Regions from separate parts of the Mus musculus genome. Here region 1 is linked to region 2. The links are chromatin contacts, found by Hi-C in ENCODE. All regions are on one chromosome and are shown on one strand. The core of a region is the stretch at or near the end of the contact, and the rest is flanking DNA. Distances in the headings are between cores, read along the strand shown. Region 1 holds the start of Gm46284 (a long non-coding RNA gene). Region 2 holds the start of Cdrt4 (CMT1A duplicated region transcript 4).

Evidence for each region. Hi-C counts contacts between places; a loop is a spot of excess contacts on that map.
Region 1: a map of mouse trophoblast stem cell shows a loop between it and region 2 (2.1-fold over the local background). The contact joins the enhancer-like site here to the promoter of Cdrt4 in region 2. A Hi-C loop is called at or near these places in 3 of 37 maps with a recorded cell type or tissue (T-helper 2 cell, mouse trophoblast stem cell and regulatory T cell).

What each region holds. Positions count from the first base shown.
Region 1 is chr11:62,994,299-63,000,683 of GRCm38, reverse strand. The region is part of intron 2 of Cdrt4os1 (CMT1A duplicated region transcript 4, opposite strand 1); the gene reads left to right. Gm46284 (a long non-coding RNA gene) reads right to left here and starts at 6,358. Exons shown (of 2, transcript XR_001780234.1): 1 at 2,716-6,358; 2 at 544-2,578. Within about 2 kb of position 2,924, at least 3 of the 3 ENCODE cell types and tissues checked have a DNase peak (open chromatin) inside an H3K27ac peak, as active enhancers do.
Region 2 is chr11:62,948,783-62,955,047 of GRCm38, reverse strand. Cdrt4 (CMT1A duplicated region transcript 4) reads right to left here and starts at 3,855. Exons shown (of 2, transcript NM_025496.1): 1 at 3,667-3,855. The coding sequence starts at 3,754. It overlaps Cdrt4os2 (a long non-coding RNA gene), which reads left to right and starts at 3,669. Exons shown (of 2, transcript XR_388729.3): 1 at 3,669-4,293; 2 at 4,455-6,250.

The DNA of each region.
Region 1 (6,385 bases), core at 1,675-4,174, 47 kb before region 2:
GATGAGTTCCCAGTTGACTGGCCTGGTTGAAAGGAGTGAGTCATTGCTCTGTGCCTGGGAAGAATGTCTCTCTCCCCTCTTCCCTTCCCTCTTTCTGACTCTTGGCCACCACAAGGTAACTAATGAGCTTCCTCAGACTCAGAGAAGCAAGGAAAACAGCCCTCTGTGTACTGAGACCTCTGAAACCATGGGCATTCTCCTCTAAGCTTGGAAAGCTATTTTGTCACAGCTACAAAATAGTGGCCAACACACTGAGCTAAGAGAACCTCATAGTTGCAGAGTTGTTAGCTAGGGTTGCTGTCGGAAGCCACCACGTGACTGCTGGAAATCTAACCTGCATTCTCAAAGAGCATCCGACGCTATTAACTGCTGAGTCATCTCTCCAGCCCCACAGTGCTGCTCTTCTAAGTGTAATGTCTCCATTGGGCACACGCACCAGACAGAATCTTTCTTACCCTTCCACACCAAGGGAAAAAGTGTCTCCTTTCAGAGGTCCCGGCATAGCTGCCGATGTGGTGATTATACAACGCATCACCTACTTCATGTCACTGTAAATGTGTATGTTTATTGAAACAATTTTCAGCTCATGACCAAAATCCCTTTAGTTCAGTCCAATTCAGAACTCTGATACGAAACAGTGATATGTGAAACAGATACGTCTCAACTAGAGCCCTGCCTCAGTAGCCCCACGATTCACCTTATCCAACTCCCTTGTCAGTCCTGAGCCTCAAGGTGGGAGACACCCACACCCACACCCACACCCACACCCACATGGGCCTGCAGCCCAAATCTGCCAGTTCACTATGTTTCAAGTTGCATGGAGCATCCCCACAGCTGCCAACACTGATATCTGCGAGTTCTACTTCTAATCAGGTCAGAATTCCATGGCTGCTTGCTGGGCACGTGTCCTGGGTGGTGGCTGCACCATGCCCTCTTCAGAGGGGCTGTGATCTGCCAACTTAAGGAGGATCCAGAGTGAGGATTTTGGAATTGGGAAGATCATGGCACCCATGTTGTGAGATCATGCATCTAACTGAAAAAGGCTGAGGTCTAGGAGGATGGCGTCTTTTCTTTACTTGTGGGAGTTGTAGCGTGTTTCAGTAGGTCTCTGAATCTCAGAGCAGGTTTCCCTCAGTAGCTGTCCTTCAGTACTGGCAACAAGTGAGAAAGTTATACATATTGTGTATCCTTCCATATAAGCAGAGTCCTCCATATCCATAGGTACTGTGTCCAGAGTCAACAAACTTGATTGACAATATTTTTAAAGAACGTTTTAAAAAGTATTGAACACACAGAGCTTTTTATTGTCATTATTCATCAACCACACAGAAGAATAACATTTACATAATCTTCACTTTGTCATATTTATAATCTAGACATGATATAAAGTAGATAGAGGACCAGGTTAGAGTCCTTTGCTCTGCTCAGCTGATATGAAGCCTTGGCTGTTCTGTTATGCTAGATGGGGCAAGGCAGGCAATAGGAAGTACCCTGCTGAATGTTGTCATTGTCTTTTCCGGGCCACAGAACTAGACACAACAGAAGAATAAAGTGACAGTGTTACCAGTGCCATTGTGTCTGTGATGGAGAGAATCAGGAAGCTATTGGTAGGAGAAAGTGGGCTGCAGGAGGCTTTGTCTCTAGGATTAACAGAGGCACTGCAGGGTACTGTACTGATCCATGTTCAAAGTGGAGCTGGCCTTCAGTACAGAACAGAAATCAAGCTTAGGTTGTGGGCCCCTGAAAGTCACCCTGTCGTGCAGCAACTAGCATTCTGCTGCTCTTCTCCCTAAGCCTTCAAGGTTTGGCTTTTATGCCCTACACAGCGCTATGCTTTGGGAGTCTGCAAGAGCCCCAATGGCTATGTCAAAGTAAAGGAAGATAATTCTTTTTCTGGGATGATACTGGTGGCCAGGTTGACACGTGGCCATCGAGACAATTTTGTGGACTATGCAAGCATCCCTCAGAGTTTTTCAGGAAAGGCTTGGGAACTTCCCACTGTCCTTGGGATGAAGACTCCTACTCCTGATAACTGCATATGAAAAGAGCATGCCCTCCGAAAGTTTGCAGAGGTCAGAATCTGTATTCACAGGTTGTAAGAAAACCAGCTACTTACAAGCAGCATCATTTTATTTTGCAATCAATCAATCACACCCACACACCAATGGAGATCAAAAGGTAATGAAAAAAGAGAAAAGGGAATGAAGGGGAAGCAGGAAGTAGATAAGGAGGAAGGGAAAGAAGAAAGGAAAGAGAGGAAGGGACAGAGGAAAAGGAAAGAACCATGACAATAAAGAGTAATGTCAAGATTAAAATGCAGCCCATGCCCTCACTACAGAGATCTGGGAAAGTAAGCAGGCTGCGGGGAGAAAACATGAAGGCCAGAACTGGCATTTCTGCATGAGAGAGCTAGGGAAATGGAGGTTGGAATCTGAAGGCTGCTGGAGGCTGGGGTCTGGCACCTGCCCAGGTCTGGCATGAACGCTCAAGAGTCCTCAAGGTCTCCTTTGTCAATGTCCAGCCCAGTTGTCCAGGACAGACCACCAGGCAAACGCTTGGCACTTCTTCCGTGTTGTCACTAGGACCAGAAAGGGAGATGCTGTCACCAAAAGCCAGCCTGAACTAGGGATCGGCTCCATGGTGCTACAGAAACAAACACGGAAACCGGGGCTGAATATAAACTGAAGACAGCTCTGCAAAGTTTTAAAAACTCACCCAGCCACGAAAATTCAATTTGGCCACAGCTTCAACATGACCTCACTCTCTTTTATGAGCAGCTGTCCTGAGACTAATCCTGCCTCCTCCCATCATCCCCTCTGCATGAGGAAGGGAGGTCATGAGCCCTCGGCAAATCCACTCTTACAGTGCCCCCTGCTTCTGCAAAGCACTCCTTATGCTGCCCGGACCGTATGCGTGTCCAGTGTCTGTCTCTACCACAAAAATAGAATTGCATGTCTGCCATGTCCACCCAAGGCCCTGGCACGCTGCCTGGCACAAGCAAGCACTTGGTGTGCACTTGCAGGATGCCTGTCAGCATGCTGCATTAGGGCTGTGGAATTATGTCCCTTCTGATAAAGGCTAGAGAAAGAAAAATAAGCTTGGAATCTCCTCATGAAGGCTTGAAAGGTTTTTTTAAAGGGACAGACTAACCATGTGTTTTATGTATGACTTTGTGTCTCATGTTCCTTCTGTTTTCCCAGTACCTTAAAAGAAAAAGTACATAAAAGGTGTCCATTATTCTTATTTAGATAATAGAATTAAGACTAGGAGTAGAGTTTACGGCAAGGCAGCCTATTCCCACCTACAAAAAAAAAAAAAAAAAAAATGTGTGTTTACTAACCTCTTGTCACTGAAGTAGTCTCTTCTTGGTACTTTCTGTTTTGAGTCTTAGAGCTTGCTCTTAAAAACTCCCTACTCAATATTTGAGCACCAATTCTGGCCCAGTACACATACCACACTCCAGGGAACACAGGAGAATGTGGCCAGACTTGTTCAATACCTACGGGACCACAGGCACAGAGCAATCTGACCACATGAAGAAGAGTTTCGGGGAAAGCTGCTTAACAATATACCCTGGGCTCAGCAATTGCAGACCAAACCCAGCAGAACTATCACCGATAGAAATTTGAGGTGATCTGAGAGCAGGCAAAGTATTGAGTTCAAAAGTGACCCCCACACTCGGTACTGAACTACTTGAGGACCAACCAAGGCTCTCTTACTTCCACTATCACCCACTTACCAAAGTAAGCTTGTCTCAGGATTCTAAACAGTAAAGTGAATATGCACAGGTTCCAGTGTGCAAAAGTATAAATAAAGAGTCAGCCACACTCAGACCAACTTCCCTCCAGCTGCTGCTGGCTCTCAAACTGACTGTTCTCTACAAAAAATATCTGCCCACTTGGCCCATGTGCAGAAACAGTGCCAGGAGTCAAGTTCCCAACTTGTCTGAAATCCTGCGACATCTCAGGTCCCTCTCTCTACTGAAAAGAATGGGTTGGGCCGCTCTGGGTCGCTGAAAGGTTGAATGGAGACAGGAAGCGCATGAGTCAGTAAAAGAACCACCTAGAAATGCCAGAGGTGGGGAGGGAATGTTCACTGCCTCTGGAATATAAAGTCAAGGTCATACCACCTACACTCAGTTTGTGTACCCACAAGGAGGCTCTACATGGAAAAGTCAGCCATGCTTAGAGTGAGGTACAGAGTGTGGGGTGGCATAGAATACGGGGTGATGAAATTCCAAGTGTAGTCTGTAACCTTTACGGGAAGCAACATAATTTCATAGTTAATTTGCCTCTTGTTCCATGTCTGCAGTACGTGGCCAAGCACCCTACAGTGTGTGCCAAGTGTCAGGGCCCTGTGCGGACACAATACAGGTGTTCTATATTGCCTCCTGGCTCTTCCCAAAAACCCAACCATGCCCCCTAGAGATCTAGCAATGTCAGCCTGTGATTTCCAAGTAGTTGGCTAAGGCCCTGGGTCCCAGATAAAAGAGATATGAGCCAGAGAGGGGTAAGAAGTAGGAAGAGGTGTTTCAACAAACAGAAAGTCAGCTTTGAGTTTCCATCAAATCTGTCTCCTTCCCCCTCCCCCACAGCCCTTCCGTGGCTTTCTCAGTCTGTGCTCTATCTGCCACAAATAACTTGAAAGCTCTAAAAAAAAAAAAAAAAAAAAAAGTGTCCTTTGGTCTGTACAAACAAACAGATTCCTTAAGAGTCTAGGGGTGGGAACTAACTTAAAGCCAGAACCAAGTGGTGGAGAAGGCCCTGTTGGCTTGGACAAAGCTTAGAGAGCACTTTGTAATCTTTTTGTTACAGTTGCTGACTCACACAGGGAGCAGCTGGAGGGCTAGGGCATTTAAGCCTTGTTCTTTATCTCCACAGATGCATGGTCAGTAACAGTGCAGGGGGCAGGTTTCTTCCCTATGCTGGCTCCTCTATTTCCCATGTTTGCTTAGCTACCTTGAAGGAGCCCTGACAAGACCCAGAAATCCTCTGGCTCAGGAGCTCGCTGTGTTCTGCACATCCTAAAGGAGGAAGCTGTATAACTGTGTGACATTAACCCTCCTGCATAAGGACCCTGGACTGCAAAAACTAAAAGGCACACTGGGCATGCTCCGTCCACTTCATTTCAGCATGGCTCACAAAGTATCTACTCTATCCGCTCAGGTCCCATCTCTATCTCTCGTTCCAGTTAGAGAGCTCAGGCAACCCCCAAATGTATACACCTCTACCAGAACCTCTGCTCTGGAAGTTTCCCTGCAGATTCTTGCAGCCTCTTCTCATTGGGGCAGGCCTAATCTCCATTAAGATGTTCCCCCCAGGCCACAGCTAAGGAAACTCCAGAACGCAGAACCGCTTGATGTCCAAAGCAAATCCGATCAGCAGCTTGTGGAGGTTAAAGGTCAACTGTCTGCCCCACCCCACCCCGGAATTTGCAAATGGTCAATATCATATTGTGCACAGGAAGCCAAGGAATCTGTATGAAATCTGAATGAAATGTGTCAGAATGTGGCCTTAGTTACCAGCAACACAGATAGGCTAAGAAAGTGTGCGTTCTGATTCTTACACAGACTACAAAAGCAACAAGAACCACTGCAGCAACTCTGCTAAGCAAAACACAGCACACAGGGAGGAGATAAATAAGAGGTGGCTATAGACTGTGAGACATCAAAGAAAGCCAGTTCCTTCTTCAAGATTGCCATTAACTGTGCTCAGAGTAACCTGAGATACTCCAGGCCTCCCTGGTTTGAACAAGCAGATGAGGTTACGTGGAAATAATCCACATTCCACTTCATGCATGCCCTGACTGCTCCAGATGGTTGTCAGGGTCCTGGAAAGGCTCCATGCTTATTTCTGGAAACATCAGAGATGAACAAAGTTAATCCCAACAAGTATGATCTGGGCTTTCCTAGACCTCAAGATTTCAGGGCTATACCTAGGGTAATGGGACCTGTGTGCTAGTGGGCTGTGAAATCAAAGGCAGCTCTTCCTCTTTGTCTTGGTACTCCAGGACCTCCAGGACTTTAGTCACAGCATCCTTTGGAGAGATGGACCCATTGGTCCATGTCCTCATAACCCTTGGGAAAGTCTGAACCAGTTGACACATCAAAGCATTGGACACTGTAAGTCACTGAGGCTAAGGATCATCTTCCAACCAATAACCAACAAATTTCTTACATGTCCAGCTAGTCCTGCCCAGCAGTCACTTTCCTGGGACAATTCTTCTTGGAAATATAGCAAGAGATGCTCAAGCCCCTAAATGGCCAGACCCCAGTATCCCAACCTAGACTTCCAAAGAGAAATGTGGTCAGGCCTATCACAGCAATACCCCACTCCAGGAACCAAACTCTTAGTTAGGGTTTTACTGCTGTGGACAGACACCATGA
Region 2 (6,265 bases), core at 2,606-5,105:
CAGCCAGGCACTGGCTGGAACCTGGCCCTGCTTTTTCTCCCTGCTCAGTGACTTCCCAGTACATTCCACAATGGCTCCACCCTCTGAGTTCTCAAGGTGGAATGGGCCACATGGTTTCCGATGGGCTGTAGTGGATGGTGACAGGGGAGGTCACTGTGGAGGAGGCAACTGGAGAACATCAGAGACCATGTAGTCCATCCCACTTGAAATGCCTCCTCTCCACTTGGGTGCTTCCCTTCCTAAACTGTTCTGCCATGGGGGATATACAAGCGGCCTGAGGACAACTACAACTGGGAAGCATCTGAAAGATTGGTGTGTCTGTCAAACGGGGGGGGGGGGGGGGGGGGAGGGGGGGGGGGGAGCGAGGTAGCCAGAAAGTTGAAGTTGAGTTGCAAAGCCGGCTGGCTTGATTGGCTAATGTACATGTGAGACAGTCGGAGAGGAACAGGCCAAGCCATATTCAAAGCTTAAACATGCCAGAGTCGGAGGTCAAACACATCACATGTTCCCTGCTGGAATGCTGCTGTCAGATGGTCCTGGGTTCAAGTCCTCAGTCTACTAGCTCTGTGACCTTAAGACAAGGCATTGTCCTCACTGTCCTCATTTTTCTCTAGTGGCATGCTCAGGGAGTGTGGGGATAGGGATAAAATGGAGGTGGCATTTGGGAGGTTGGGGACTGAAAGTCTCAGGCCAAGCAAGCCTGCAGGTTTAAGAGAGTCATTTCTCTGTGTCCCAAGGAGATCTTAAGCCTTTCAAAAGCAGAGGCTGCCTCCTGACCTAAACTTGGCCCTTGTTACCCAGGAGGGAATGAATATTCATAAGCGTGTGCTCTGTGCCATCAGTCTACTAAAGTACTGGCTGCTTTTCTAAGGAGTTTCTGTCCCTTCTTGGGCTATTGGGATTATGGGAGTTATCCAGAATGGCAGCCCTGTAGCTTACAGTATTGTCCAATTATGGCTGAGGAAGGGCCCTCGGCAAAGGAGAAGCTACCAGCATCCATTTTCTGTGTCTTTTCCCTGCACTCTTGACCCAGGATCCTCATCTTCTCCCAGCCCCCTCTCCGCTGGTTTTCTCAATAACATTTCCATGCCTTTGCATTTAACCCTCCCTTCGACTCACATCTCCTCTAAAGCGTTCTCCTGATCCCAAGCTTTCTTTCCATTTTTTCCCGTTCTCTGCCCAAAACCCACTAGTGGATGGGTGATACCACCTGCTAACTTTGCCAAAGTCATCAAGCAAGGTTCCATGCCGGCTGTCCATCCTCAGGGCCCCGTCGATAGCACGCTACTAGTTAAACAGAGAGCATGGCCATTGAGGGAAAATTCAGAAGGGAACCAACCTTTCATCCCAGGCACAGGTCTGGAGACTGAGGCAGGATTGCAAATTCAAGGCTAAGGGAACTACAGTATGAGTTGAAGGATTCCTGCCCAACTTAGTGAGACCGTAGCAAGGTTTCAGCTCAGTGGGAGAGCACTTGTCTAACATGTGGTCTCCAGAACTATTTTAAAAGTGTAGATGGGCATACACAGGCAAACCATCATACACACCCAACATCCTGATACACACAAACATGAACACACACCTAGAAACACACAACATATACACAGATACAGAAACGGAAATACCTACGGACAGACCCCAACACACACCAAACACATATACACAGAGACAGGTAGAGAACTCCCATATTCAGACACACACTGGAATACACACATACACACACACCACACCACACCACACACACTAATCCATTTGCTAGGAGAAGATAAGGTGGGAATTTTAAGGCCATTCACTATGACCACAAGCCCAGATGCTCACAGCACAGAAGGAAATGAAGATCTCAGGTCTGCACGTGGGAGGGAAGGTGTCATGGGACCTGCAGATTATTCTGTATTTCAGAAGAGAGGCCTCTTCCTGCCCAGCGCAGGTCCTAGGACAGGAGGCTTAGCACTCACCAAAGGGCAGGCACTTGGATGATGCCCCAGCTTTATATCTTCAAGCAGGAAGAAAGAAGGGATACCCCAGGGCCTGTCTACCCCAACCCAGTTGGAAGCATCTCCCAGACAAGCTGCAGCATCTGAATTTGAACCCAGAGCTCTGACTTCCCAGGCTCTTGGCCAGCAACACTTCCCAGTCTTCTCACACTCACGCTCAGCTTAAGTGCACACAAACAGAAGCTGTCAACCTGGAGATGTGTCTTTGGGGGACCCTGAGGTTCTGGACCCACATAAACATGCCCTCAAGTAGGGTACAAGACTCTGTCTTAACCTAACCCAAGTGTGGGTCTCCTTATGTGTAGAGATGGGAGTCTTTTCTCCCTCATCTTTCCCTATCCTGATCTACATATTAAGGTGCCTTGTCAATCATAAGGTTTCTCACTATTAGAAAACAGTATTTAGTGTTTTTTGATCCTTTCTCTAAATAATTCCTAAATAATCAACCTGGGTATTAATTAATCCTTTGAAGAAACTCTCTTGGATGTGTAGCTGGCTCTTGGTTTTGTTTTGTTTTGTTTTGTTTTGTTTTTCCTTTAGATTCATTATCTTTGGGGATGGGGATAGAGGATTAGGAAGTATTCCCTTCTATGTAGCTCAGGCTTGCCTCAAACTCTAACTACATAGCTCTGGTTGGTGAACACACTGTGTTGCCAAGGCAAGCCTCAAATTCATGGCAATCCTCCTGTCTCTGCCTCCAGAGTATTGGGCATACAGATGTATAGCACCATGTCTAACCTTATAGATACTTAGTAATAAAGACATGAGCTAGGCCTGATTGGACATTTTGGAGGTTCTCCATTTTGTTAAGACTTAGTTATGCATCTGTGGGATATCTTAGTATATGCCCTTCCAAAGAACAATAAAATATAATGAGGTATCAATATAAATATAAATGTACAGATATAAATATAGATGTGTATGTGTATGAAAGCACTATTATAAACCCATTTCTTTGTATAATAGTAAAAACTTTAAAATGAGTAGAAAATATATTTTTTAAATGATAAAAGCCCTTACCTCCAGCCTCCATGGAATACATACATACATAGATGCTTTTGTGTGGTTTGGTATGTACTTATATTTACATGACATTGTTAACCCTGACTATATAGGACAGTCATTTGGACATTTTGTTTTTGTGACAAAGTCTGTTGTATAGCCCTGACTGGCCTAGATTTCCCTATATAGATCAAACTGACTTCAAACTGAGAGATCGGCTGTGTCTGACTCCAAGTGCAGGATCAAAGGTGTGTACCACCACACTTGGCTCTCATTTGGCCATCGTTATAAACTGTAAGCCTCAGGCTGGAGAGATGGCTCAGTGATTAAGGGCACTAGCTGTTCTTTCAGAGGACCCGGGTTCGATTCTCAGCATCCCTGAAGCAGTTTACAACTGTCTATAACTCTAGTTCCAGGGGATCTGACATCCTCACATGTACATACAGGCAAAACACCCAGGGGTAGACCTTAAACATTAGTGTGTGTTGGATAGTCTCAGGTGACAGGTGATGTGAACTGTGATCTTGAACTCCTTTAACCAAGTGGAAGAACTGTCCTGAAAAGGGCATGACCCATAGAGTTTGGGTGTGTACCTTTGACTTCCTGACTAGCCTTCCCTCTTTGTCAACACAAGTGTCTGACTTGGAAGGAGGGGACCCATCAATGGTACCTGAATAATTCCTGGGGTTCCACGTCTTTTTCTGGACCTCTTGGCTACTTTCTAGCCCAGAGAGGCTGCTTTCTGGCCTAGAGATCATTTTTGGTATCCTGCAGCCCCCTGAACTCTAGGTCCCAGATCCCTTGTTGTCCTCTGTCTGTTGCAGTCAGCCATGGTCTTGCTGCTCCCCTGAGGTGGTTCAGTAGCCAGGCATCTGTCACGGTGAGTAGAGGCATTGTGACATCAGCAGTTGTCAGGTTTCCCTGCCCTGAATCTTCTCCTCAGGGAGCTCACTGGCCGAAGACATAGTCATTAAAGGTGAATGTTAGGGCAACCCATCCTTGACCTAGACAGAGAGTCCAAGACCAGGCACTCTGCATAAATGACCTCATTCGGGGTGTTCAGACTCAGAGAATGAAGAAGATACCGGCTTGAATCTCACTTCCAACAAAATTACTCTGAACCAGACCTGACCAGTTCTGAAGACAAGTGAGTCCAGGAGTTCAAATCCTTTGTGCCAAGATCAACTAGAAAGCCAATAATGGTGCATATGACTAGGTCCTCTCCCCAGCCACACCCTACATGATAGTCTGGCTCCAAGACCTGCAGTGGAAACAAAGAATTGGTTGCATTAACAAGGTACTTTGGGAGAAATTGGAGAGAGAATTTTTATCTTCAAAGACATTGGACGGCACTTAGGAGACAGACTGGAGAGCTCTGCTTTTAATCCTCTAACCCTAGTCACAATTTTATGTCAAATGTTTCTTGATGGGACCATGTTTCTTTTCCTCTGCTCTCAGGCTTACCCTCAACTTGTCCAGAAGGGATCTGAAGCTGCACTTCTGAGACTCAAACAAGCACGTGATCTGTCTGCAAAGCAAGTACCTGGCCTTCCTCAGAACCATCACCATTTTCTAATGCTGGCTTCTCCAACTCAAAGCCCAGGCAGAGCTCTTATGATTATTCTGTTTACCTGCTGGGATTCTTGCCTCCCTCTAGATTCTAGTCCCTCCTCAGTGGTGGTGCCTTCTCTTTCATCAGCTTTTGCCTGAATCAGCTACACCACAGATTCACCGAGCTCCTTCTTTCCAGCCTCGAGTGTCTTCACTCAGTGTTTCTAACAGGCTCCTCCCTTTTCGCATTGAGGAAGTACGAATCCTGTGAGAAGGTGTATGTGAAGAGGTGCAGGGAGGCTCAGATTTTGGGTAGGGCGGGATTTGTGTTGAGCCAGCCAGGCTGGGGAAGTTGGTGGGCATCCCTGTGTCTAGCACAGATCTGGTTGGAAGTACAACAGATGGGGAGGTAACTGTCATAGGATTCCCCAAAACTTCCAAACTCCCTATCCATAAGCCTCCTGTAGAGTAAAGGACGCTCAGTTGCTTGTATAGTATAGATAGTATAGTATAGTATAGTATAGTATAGTATAGTATAGTATAGATACTGATCATGTGAGATGGCACAGGACCTAGGACAGACAGACCACTGGAGAGGCTAGAGAGATGCCTGCCCATGCACAAAGTACTTTAGGAGGCCATGACACTCAGCTGGTCCATGTCTATGTCACTCCTGGCCAGACTCCAAACCAAGAAAAGAAAATCTGTAGCCTGAGTTGTTTGCCTCCCACAGGGCTTGCCTGGCCTTTGGCTGCTGGCTGCAGGGAGATGCATTTTTCCTTCCTCTGTGGGCAGCAAATTCCCCACAAGTCAGATGCTGTGTATGTGGCCTCACCACATGCTTCTACTGAGGCTTTTGGGTGCCTCCTTTCTTTTATAAGAGTTGCCTATAATGGTGTCTCTTCACAGCAATAGAAGAGTGACTAAGACAGGTGGACCATCCTTAACCCGAAGTTTGAAATGCTCCCAAACTTGAAACTTCTTGAGAGAAGACATGTTACAAGGAGAGAACTTGACTCATGACTTCATGTGAAAAGTTAAAATGCAGTCAAAATGCAGATATACAGAATTATCTTTAGGCTGTCCTCATACAATGTATATGGACAGTCATACTTTGTGCTTAGACTCATTCCCAAGACCTCATGATGCATGCAAATACTTCCAAGTCAGAAATCCCAAATCCCAAACCCTCCTTGTTCCCAAGCACTTAGGATCTGCAGTGTTCAGCCAGCTTAGCACTGCTCTTTTCTACAGTTAGTGATACAGTTAAACTTGCAAGTTGGGCACCATAGGAGACTAACCGCTCTCATACTGTCAGGCTGTCTTCATAAAGTACTGTTACTTGTGAATATTTGTCCATGGGTCACTTACTCATTATCCAACAAACAATTCCTACTTAAGTAGGAATTGAGTATATTCATTATCTACTCAAAAACACTTTAAAATTGATCACAAGAGGCTTTATTTAGCACTTTTAAACTTAACACAATCAAACTCTCATATGATGTAAACAGTAGAATGACCCTAGACATATTTCCAAAGCTTTACATGAGGGCTGGAGAGATGGCTTGGTGGTTAGGGGTGATTGGTGTTCTTGCAGAGGACCAGGGTTCAATTCCCAGCACCCTTGTGAAGGTCCACAGCTGTCCCAAGATTTCATACAAAGTTTGGAAGATGTGAAAAAAATACAATTTTTTTCTATAGATTTCCCCCGTTGT